Regions from separate parts of the Homo sapiens genome. Here regions 1 and 3 are each linked to region 2. The links are chromatin contacts, found by Hi-C or POLR2A ChIA-PET in ENCODE. All regions are on one chromosome and are shown on one strand. Each heading gives the region's core, a stretch centred on a gene start or an enhancer-like site at or near the end of the contact. The rest is flanking DNA. Distances are from core to core; before and after follow the strand shown. Region 1 has its middle 53 kb from the start of LINC02324. Region 2 overlaps FUT8 (fucosyltransferase 8). Region 3 has its middle 27 kb from the start of LINC02324.

Region 1 (3,083 bases), core at 26-2,525, 550 kb after region 2:
ATGTCTGCATTGCCCTCCTCGCTGGAACTCACCACAGGCTGGAGGTGCTTCCGGCAGAACCGAGCTCCGGGGAAAGCCTGTGATAAATCATCTCTGTCTTTACTAGCCAAGGGTTGCTATGGCAATAGGAATACACTGTAGGTTTTAAGAGATGTAATTTTCTGTGATTCACTGTATATTTTTAGCCATTTTTCCCTCTGTATTATCTCCCTGTGGTAATTGCCTATTAATGCTGGTCTGTACTAAGATTGGACTAAACGGTCGATTCTCAGAAGAGATGAAAACCCTGGAGCTCAGTAAGTACAAGGGGGTGATGGCCCATGAACTTAAGAGTAACCTGGTAGAACAACCAGATTAGTTCAGGACATGGATGAATTCACGTGGCCCATGCTACGTCTGTCTTGGGAGGAGAGTAAAGCAGAGTGAAGGGACCCAGCAATGTGGCTCTGGAGTTTTGGGAATGGGAAGCTGAGTCACACTACCCACTGAAATCCATATGCTCGAATGGTGTCAAGGGCAGGCCACAAAAGTCAGAAACGAGCATCCTGCGCAAGGGACACTAGGACCCAGGTTTCCAAACAAAGGAACTGTAAAAGCTTCTAACCTTTTGTTTTTTTTTTTGTTGTTGTTGTTGTTGTTTTTTTTTTGAGACAGAGTCTCGCTCTGTTGCCCAGGCTGGAGTGCAGTGGTGTGATCTCGGCCCATTGCAAGCTCCACCTCCCAGGTTCATGCCATTCTCCTGCCTCAGCCTCCCGAGCAGCTGGGACTACAGGCGCCCACCACCATGCCCGGCTAATTTCTTTGTGTGTTGTTTTTTTTTTTTTAGTAGAGACGGGGTTTCACCGTGTTAGCCAGGATGGTCTCGATCTCCCGACCTCGTGATTCACCTGCCTCGACCTCCCAAAGTGCTGGGATTACAGACATGAGCCACCGTGCCTGGCCTCTAACCTCTTTTAATTTAGTTCAAGTCTTCTATTGTTTCTTATCTTATCCTTCCTTCTTTATTCCTTTCTTCTTTCTTTCCTTGCTCTAATTTTACTTTTTTTTTTTTTTTTTTTAACCGTAAAATCAGGGGAGAGACTAAGAGGAGGTGAAAACAGAATGTATCTAGTTGCTATTGGTTCATAGTTGTATCAGGGGTCTTTCCATCCAGGCCACAGAAAATCCAGCCTAAACTGCTTAAGCAGAAAGAGAACTTACTCTTTCTCTAATAGCTGAAAAGTCCAGGGGCTTGGGTTTAGTCTCAGGCACAGTTGTATTCAGAAGGCCAGATGACATCATCAACATCTGGGCTGTCTGACACACCACTAAGTTTCACTGATATTTGGGCATTTGGGCTGCAATAACATGAAACTCAGCTAACAGAGGCTTCAACAAAGTGTGGTTTGTTTTTCTCACATAAGAAGTCCAGAGAGAGGTTTATTTTTCTCATTCAACAAGCAGCCCAGAATAGGCATAGATGACGTTACTATGCAGCAGCTCAGTAATGTCATCAAGAACCCAGCCTCCTTCTTCATTTCAGCTCTACTGTCTTCAGGGTCACAGGAGGACAGGTCCAGCTCTAGACATTCAAGGCAGAAAGAAGAGGCTAGCTAACTTCCGATTTTTTTTTTTTTTATCCAGAAAAGTAAATCAATCCCCAAAGTTCCCAGCTGACCTCTGCTTCCAGTTGATTGAATACATCAGTGCCATGAGGCCACTTTAGCCACAGAGGAGGCTGGGAAAGTACGTTTTTAAGCTTTTTTGGTCCCTGCAGTAGAAGCAGTGTTTTTTGTTTGGTTTGGTTTTGCCTCATATAACAGTCAAAGAACAAACCGTACCCAAGATTGTGAAAGGGTTCTGCCTCTTCCTTGCAGTCTGACCAGTCACTCCGTTGTCATATCCTAGCCAAGAAGGGAGAAGGTATAAGAGAAGGGCAAGAAGCTTTCTTTTAAGGATGCAATGCATAAGTTGCATTCATCACTTCTCTTCTGCCCATATGCTATTGGTCAGAACATAACCACATGATCACAACCAGCTGTAAGGGTGGCTGGGAAATGTAGTACTTGGGTAGCCATGTGCCCAGCTAAAACTTGAGGAGTTCTGTTAGTCACATGATGAAGAAGAGGGGTATTTTGAAACAACTAGCAATCTCCTCAGGTGTAGTTAGAGCTCCATGATGTGCTCACTTCACATTGCATGCCTGTATCAAAACATCTTATCTACCCCATAAATATATACACCTACTATATACCCACAAACATTTTTTAAAAATAAAATAAAACAAAAATAAATTAAAAAATAAAAAAGAGCAGTTATAGGAGAAAGGGTTTGGATGGCTATTAGATTCACTCATTCAAGGCCAAATATTTCTGCCTCTGCCACATTCTCAGAGAGGCTTACCTTTGTGCAGGTAAGACAGCTTCAGCATCACCAGCCTCACATTCTCCCTGGTCCAAGACCATTAGTAAAAGAGCTCAACATCTTCGCAGCTACCCTGGGCAGTCTCACCACATCTCCTTGGTTCTTACTGGGTCACCTGCCCATCATTAACTAAGGGGATGCAATGCAATACTCTGGTCATTCCTGAATGACTTGCTCCACAAAATCACCAAGATCTTTCTGGGCCTCAGTTTGCTCATCTGTAAACTAAACATAATAAAACCTACCTCACAGGGTTGGTGGGAGAGTGCTGCTGGGGGACTCAGGCTGAGCTGGGGGTCATTGTCCATACATGCATTTCAGTTTGCCTACTGACCAGACTCACCTTAACAATATCATTTCAAAAAACAAGACCCTCTAAAATCAAAGTAATCATCAGTGGATAGTTAGCCTAGATCTCATCTTATAATATATTCCAAAGTAAAAATACTTGCTAGGTACCTGGCACTGTGCTAAGCACTTTGCATACCTTCTATCAAAACTCTCAAAGTAATTCCATGGGAGAGATACTTTCACTGTTTTCAATTAACAGACAAGAGTGGTGATGGGTGCCTGTAATCCCAGCTACTCGGGAGGCTGAGGCACAAGAATCACTTGAACCTGGGAGGCAGAAGTTCCAGTGAGTCGAGATCACACCACCGCACTCCAGCCTGGGTGACAAA
Region 2 (2,997 bases), core at 51-2,550:
TCCCTGCACACACAAAGAAGAGGTCACAAGAGCACAGAGTGAAATAGTGGCTGCTTACAAGCCAAGAGAAAATGAAATCTACCTTGCTAGCATCTTGATCTTGAATTTCCCAGCCTCAGACCTGGGAGAAACAAATTTCTGTAATTTAAACCACTCAGTCTATGTTATTTTGTTATGGCAGCTCCAACAGACTAGTGAAGATTTTAGTACCAAGAAGTAGGGTGATACTTTTAATGATAATAATGATTATTGCTGGTGACAATGCGTAAGTCAGTGGTCCAGTTCATTTTAGACTTCTTATAAGGCATTATTGGATATGGCTAATAAAAACACTTTGATTAGACTGACAGTTACACAAGTACATAGTCCATTGAATTTTTAAAACCCTAATAATTAGCAATAATAATATACAAAAATCACAAGTCATGGGAAGTAAGAATTCTTTTAAACTGAAAGAGACAACCCCACTCTAGAATCACTAGTTGGTCTAACTTACTTTGTTTTTGCCTCCTTTAATAAAGAAGGGTCATCTGTGGCCAAATACACTCTTTTTTTGTCCACTTGCATTCTGCGTGCAAGAAGCTGAAAATGTTCTTCAACATGCACCATGTACTCTTCAATGGGATGGAAGGCAGCTTCTGTTCCCACTTTGTCTGTGCGTCTGACATGGACTCTGGGGGAGAAATTCAGATTCTACTGGTAATGTACTGACACTGGGTGCTTTGAGGGTACTCAATTTATACCCCTACTTATGGTGGCATTATAGGCATTTTTAACTGATTTTTCTTTCATTTTCACTATTAGAAAAAGTAAAACACATAGTATTTTAAAAACTCAAAAATACATATTCTAAATATATTTGCAGGCTAAACAATACAAGGGGAATTAGAAAGTAAGTAAAGCCTTTGAAGAATGATTTCTTATAGAGAAAATAATTCACATCTTAGGAATAAATGGGAAATTTCAGAGCTGCATTTCATACTAGGCAGCAACCAGCTGTCTGGAAAAAAACTGAATACAACTTAAGATTTTTGTTACCAGGATGATACCAGGATTCACAGTTGTTACTAAAGAACATTAGAGATATTATTTGTAAAGTTCTGATACCAAGGGTTTTCCTCTTTATTTTACCCTGGAGAGTCACCATAACTGCCAGCTTGTAGAACTTAAAAGTTGTCCCAGGAAAACATAGACCTGGATAAACTTTTACAGCACCGTTAAGACCAGCAAACCTTTTAACGGTTTTTACTATTTTAGGTAAATGAAACCGATTCCAGCCCTTCTGTTGTGGGCATAATGCATTTCCTTTCTCTGTTTTTCACCATATCAAATGACAGCAGATATTAATTTCACCTGTCATATTTAAGAAAAGCCCCAAAATTGTAAAATTGGGGACACAGATTCACACTTCCCTGTACTGAATAAGGCACTGACTTCCACAGTTTTCTCCTCTCTCCTCCCATCTTAGTGTTTCCAAAGTAATTTTTTTTTTTTTAAGACAAGGTCTTGCTCTGTTGCACACATTGGAGTGCAGTGGCGTGATTATGGTTCACTCCAATCTCTGCCTCCCAGGCTCAAGTGATCCTCTCACCTCAGCCTCCCGAACAGCTGGTACTACAGGCATGTGTCACCAAGCCTGGCTAATTTTTGCTTTTTTTTTTTTTTTTAATTGATGGGGTTTCAACCATGTTGCCTATGTTGAGTTTTCTCAAACTTCTGGGCTCAAGTGATCCACTTGCCTCAGCCTCCCAGTGTTGTGATTACAGGCATGAGCCACTATGCCTGGCCCCAAAGCAATATTAATGGAAATAAAAATAACAGTTTATTTTCATAAATTAAAACACCCTCCTTAAATCTTGCCTTCCCCTCCCCCCAAATTACTAAATCACTATTTATATGTAGAAAAAGGTAGACTTATACGCCTTTAGGTCACAGTATATGGGCCAAACTTAAGGCCAGTTTTTTATTATGAATCTGGAGTGAAGGTTTGATTTCACCAGAGTTACTCTGCCATCTTCACGGCTATTCTTTGCTTTGCATTCCAGACTATAACCCAGATGTGGATACAATCATATGAACATCTATTCTATCATCTTTCCTTCCCACATCCTTCATAATCACTCTTTTTCTGGGGAAATTGGAATTGTTCAGTGGGCTCTATAGAGATGAAGTGGGCAGAACGAATGATTCCATTGAATTTCAATCAAAAGTTACATGAGAAGAAATACGATTTGATATTCTGACTTCACATGTACCTTCTTTACGTCTAACACTTAGAATGGGGTCAATAACTCCTCTACATATGAAGACTAAGACACAAGGAAAGATGTGGGGTGGGAAATATGAAAATAAAAATAAAAAGAAGCTGGACATGGTGATACATGCCTTTAGACCCAGCTATTATACTTGGGAGGCTGAGGTAGGAGGATCACTTGAGCCCAGGGTGGTTGAGGCTGCAGTGAGCCACTACACTTCAGCCTGGGTGACAGAGTGAGACCCTATCTCAAAAATAACAACAACAAAAGCCAAAAGAGAGCTGTGATAAGAGGAGAAAGAAGCAAAGGAAGAGGAGAACTGGAGACAGTAATAGAGCACTACTAAGCAACTTTCTTAGCTGTTCTAAGTAAACAAACAAAAAAAAATAGTCTCCATGTGACCTTAGGATAGCTCTAGAACCTCTGTCCTTTGGTGGGACTATAAAAATTGAACTACATATTGTAAAATTCACAATATATTGTAAAGATACATAACCCTAACTACTACATATCACAGTTTGAGGGAAAAAATCAGATTCTTACCCAATAACTGGATGTTTGAAGCCAAGCTTCTTGGTGGCTTCTTCTATTTCTTTTTCTAGCCAAGGCTGTGGGCGGATCAAGTATTTGACAAACTGAGACACCCACCACACTGCAGGGTCACCATGCACTCGTACAAGTCGATCTGCGAGGTCTTCTGGTACAGCCAAGGGTAAATATGGAGGACGGGGATGAAGACTGT
Region 3 (3,378 bases), core at 879-3,378, 530 kb after region 2:
AGAGTAGAAGGATGATTACCAGAGGCTAGGAAGGGTAATGGGCGTTGAGGGGAAGATGGGGAAAGTTAATGGGTATTAAATAGAAAGAATGAACAAGGCCTACTATCTGATAGCACCACAGGGTGACTATAGTCAATAACAACTTAATTGCACATTTTAAAATAACTAAAAGAATGTAATTGGATTGTTTGTAACACAAAGGATAAATGCTTGAGGGATGGATACCCCATTCTCCATGATGTCATAACTTCACATTGCGTGCCTGTATCAAACATCTCATGTACCCCATAAATATATATACCTATTATGTAACTCACTAACATTAAAAATACATTTTTTAAAAAAGGTACCTCTCTAGTTGGTTTTGTGAAAGTGATCCAAGCCTCATGGAGGGATGAGCTTTTCTTGGTGATTGAGGATTCAGGATGTTCAGAATGAAGTTACAGCCAAGGAGCTCTTAAGGAACTTAACATCATGTCACTGAATGCAAAGTTGTAAAGCGATGTGCAGTAGTGGGCCATTATCTAGTATTTCCACCATGCAGACATGATAGATACACATAACTTCAAGAGCACAGATAATGGTAAAGTATAGTAAAATAATCAGGATGAGTTTGTTTGTTTTTGGGGTGTTTGTGATGGAGTCTCACTCTCTTGCCCAGGCTGGAGTGCAGTGGCGCTGTCTCCACTTACTGCAACCTCCGCCTCAGGGTTTAAGTGATTCTCCTGCCTCAGCCTCCTGAGTAGCTGGGACTACAGGTACGAGCCACCATGCCTGGCTAATTTTTGTATTTTTAGTAAAGACGGGGTTTTGCCATGTTGGCCAGGCTGGTCTCAAACGCCTGACCTCAGGTGATCCGCCCGCCTCGGCCTCCCAAAGTGCTGGGATTACAGACGTGAGCCAGCACATCCAGCCGGGAGGAGTTTTACCTATAGCAAACTACCTTTGTTTTTACTGTAATTTATTTAACTGTAAGTTTATATATGTTCATTCTTAATAATGGGTGTATAACTCCCAGCTTGCAAAATTCCTGAAAATTTGCCATTCAGCTTCCACGAGCCAGTACTAGTGAGCACTCCACTCTGCCTTTCGCCCTCCCCGTCACTGACATGCCTCGGTCCCCACTTCACTGTAGAGTCATCAGAGCATCTTAAGGAAAGTAAAAGCAATCATGTTCAGACTGTTCCCTCATTTCTCCATTTCTCTCATGAGCCAACCCTGGACCCATCTTTAAAATTGTTTTCATTATGAAATGTGATAGCTGTGCCCATCTTAAAAGATATAGACAATGATATAATGAGCATTTGAAAACTACCCAGTTTGACAAGATAAAACATTGCAAATTCACTTGAAGCTTCCTGTGTATCCTCCTACTCACATCCTTCTCCCTCTTCCTCAGAGGTTACCACTGTCCTGATTTTGATATTTACCATTCCCACGCATATCTGTATAATTTTAGTACATATTACATATATTACACACTGCCTAGTACATATGTATATATGTATGTATATATTCATGTATATACAGTAAATCTTCACTTAAGGTCACAATAGGTTCTCAGAAACTTCAACTTTAAGCAAAATGACTTAATGTCCTTGAATAACGTCCTTTCACTCAATGTCATTTTGTTATAACATTGATGAGGAAAAAAATGGCTTTTTTGTTGTTTTGAGACAGGGTCTTGCTCTGTCACCCAGGCTGGAGTGCAGTGGCGTGATCAAGCTCACTGCAGCCTCAATCTCCTGGGATCAAGCCATCCTCCCACCTCAGCCTCTTGAGTAGCTGGGACTACAGGCATGTGCAACTATGCCTGGCTAATTTTTTTGATTTTTAGTAGAGACGAGGTCTTGCTATGTGGCTTAGGTTAGTCTCAAACTCCGGAGCTCAGGCAGTCCTCCCATCGTGGCCTCTAAAAGTGCTGGGATTACAGGCGTCAGCTACCATGTTCGGCCAAAAAAAGTTGGTTTTGTCATACAACATTATGCTCATAGTCAAAAATCAAAGTTTCCAAAAGCCTATGGACAATGTTAAGTGAGGATTCACTGTATATGTATACATAGTACTGTTTCCAGTTTCTTTTTACAGATAGGAAACCGCAGAAAACTCAGAGTCCAGCTTGTTTGCATATCTCTTTTTGATGTTTTTTCAAAGGTTCTGATTCTGAAAGGTTACTCAAAACAGGCTTGGAGGTAAAACTGGCCCCTTTATTTCTAGCCTATGGAGAGTTTAGACAAGATAGTGTCTGTTTGCCCATTTCCAGCACAGAGAAGTCTTTTTCTAAGACTTCCAGATGACGGCCTGTCTTGTATTCCTGTGAATGCCATCAGCGGCAGACCATGGGTGTCACTGGAGATTCCATCTTCAGGTTCTTCGTGGTCATCCTTTATCAATGCCATTATGAAGACATCTTACTCATTGAATCCCTTACTAACAATAATTTCTGTCCAAAAGGGAAGAGCTTACATAGTATTTCTATTTTATCCCTTTTAAAAAATGACAAATATTGACAAGCACCAAGACAGGAAGATGTTATTTACGAAGAGTGTTGTGAGCTAAAAATCGCAAGATGGAGATTTGTGATTCTTTATCGAACTTGATTATAAAAGTTTTTATCAAGCACTGTCAGACTTATGAGCTGGGAAGAGACTTCAGATTTATAACTTGGTCCTAAATAGGCAACAGCAGATATAAAATCTTAGAATTTAATATCAGCTTTGACAATGTTAAATTGAGAGTTCGAGCAGTTTTCACTTTATGAACTGGCACATTGTAGAATGCGAGGGCTATATTGATTTCTGACAGAGGAACTTGTCTCTAAAATGGATCTGAGCCTTTTCATATCCATTTCATTCTAAAGGCACATTTTAAGCAATGTCCTCTTCATTTCCATTTAGTGTGTGTGACTTAATTGGAGAAGACAGCTTTACAGAGAAGGACCTCTCCCTGCGAGTGTGTTGGGGTCACTGCAGGGGTGGAGAACAGCACTAAAGAGACTTGCTAAATGACATGAAGTTCATGTGGTAGATTTTTTTCCCCAGTGTTCCAGTTCAAGAAGTTTCAAAGCCCTTTCCTTGGGTTATTTTTGCAATGGAGTACCAGGAGGAAATGGGTCCTTTGTCTCCTCAATTTTTTCACCACCTGTCCCTGCCTAGAGTGGCCTCCTCAGTGCTCTGCCGGACTTTCTCACTTGCCTTTCTGAGAATGCAGAATCCTTGGGGATGGGAGGGCGTCAGCCATCCCTGGCCTGATAAGCAGTGAAGGACAAAGTCTGGGAACATGCTTAGCCATGCAGAAACCCACTTTGGCATACATTCTGCATGTCATTAGGCAGATTACCAGGGTAGCTTTTGTGCTTAGAATTCCAGTCCACTGATA

The links. A loop is a pair of places that touch in the nucleus more often than their neighbours do. ChIA-PET counts read pairs that join two places held with the same protein, here RNA polymerase II (POLR2A). Pooled maps may share reads with other maps.
Region 1: a pooled map shows a loop between it and region 2 (2.6-fold over the local background). The contact joins two enhancer-like sites. A Hi-C loop is called at or near these places in 11 of 37 single-sample maps with no recorded cell type and 8 of 50 pooled maps. POLR2A ChIA-PET finds 5 or more read pairs at or near these places in 2 of 52 experiments (B cell and activated B cell).
Region 3: a loop to region 2 is called in a pooled map, with 2.6 times the contacts of the local background. The contact joins two enhancer-like sites. A Hi-C loop is called at or near these places in 7 of 50 pooled maps. POLR2A ChIA-PET finds 5 or more read pairs at or near these places in 2 of 52 experiments (H1 and activated CD4-positive, alpha-beta T cell).

Annotation. Positions count from the first base shown.
Region 1 is chr14:65,167,866-65,170,948 of GRCh38, reverse strand. No RefSeq gene overlaps it. Among named protein-coding and RNA genes, the nearest start is that of LINC02324, 53 kb to the left of the region's middle. RefSeq lists enhancers at 1-39, 1,603-1,702. Within about 2 kb of position 1,275, at least 4 of the 41 ENCODE cell types and tissues checked have a DNase peak (open chromatin) inside an H3K27ac peak, as active enhancers do.
Region 2 is chr14:65,721,823-65,724,819 of GRCh38, reverse strand. FUT8 (fucosyltransferase 8) reads right to left here. Exons shown (of 11, transcript NM_001371533.1): 8 at 2,799-2,997; 9 at 497-673. Among named protein-coding and RNA genes, the nearest start is that of MIR625, 250 kb to the right of the region's middle. Within about 2 kb of position 1,300, at least 2 of the 41 ENCODE cell types and tissues checked have a DNase peak (open chromatin) inside an H3K27ac peak, as active enhancers do.
Region 3 is chr14:65,194,006-65,197,383 of GRCh38, reverse strand. No RefSeq gene overlaps it. Among named protein-coding and RNA genes, the nearest start is that of LINC02324, 27 kb to the left of the region's middle. RefSeq lists an enhancer at 1,865-1,924. Within about 2 kb of position 2,128, at least 2 of the 41 ENCODE cell types and tissues checked have a DNase peak (open chromatin) inside an H3K27ac peak, as active enhancers do.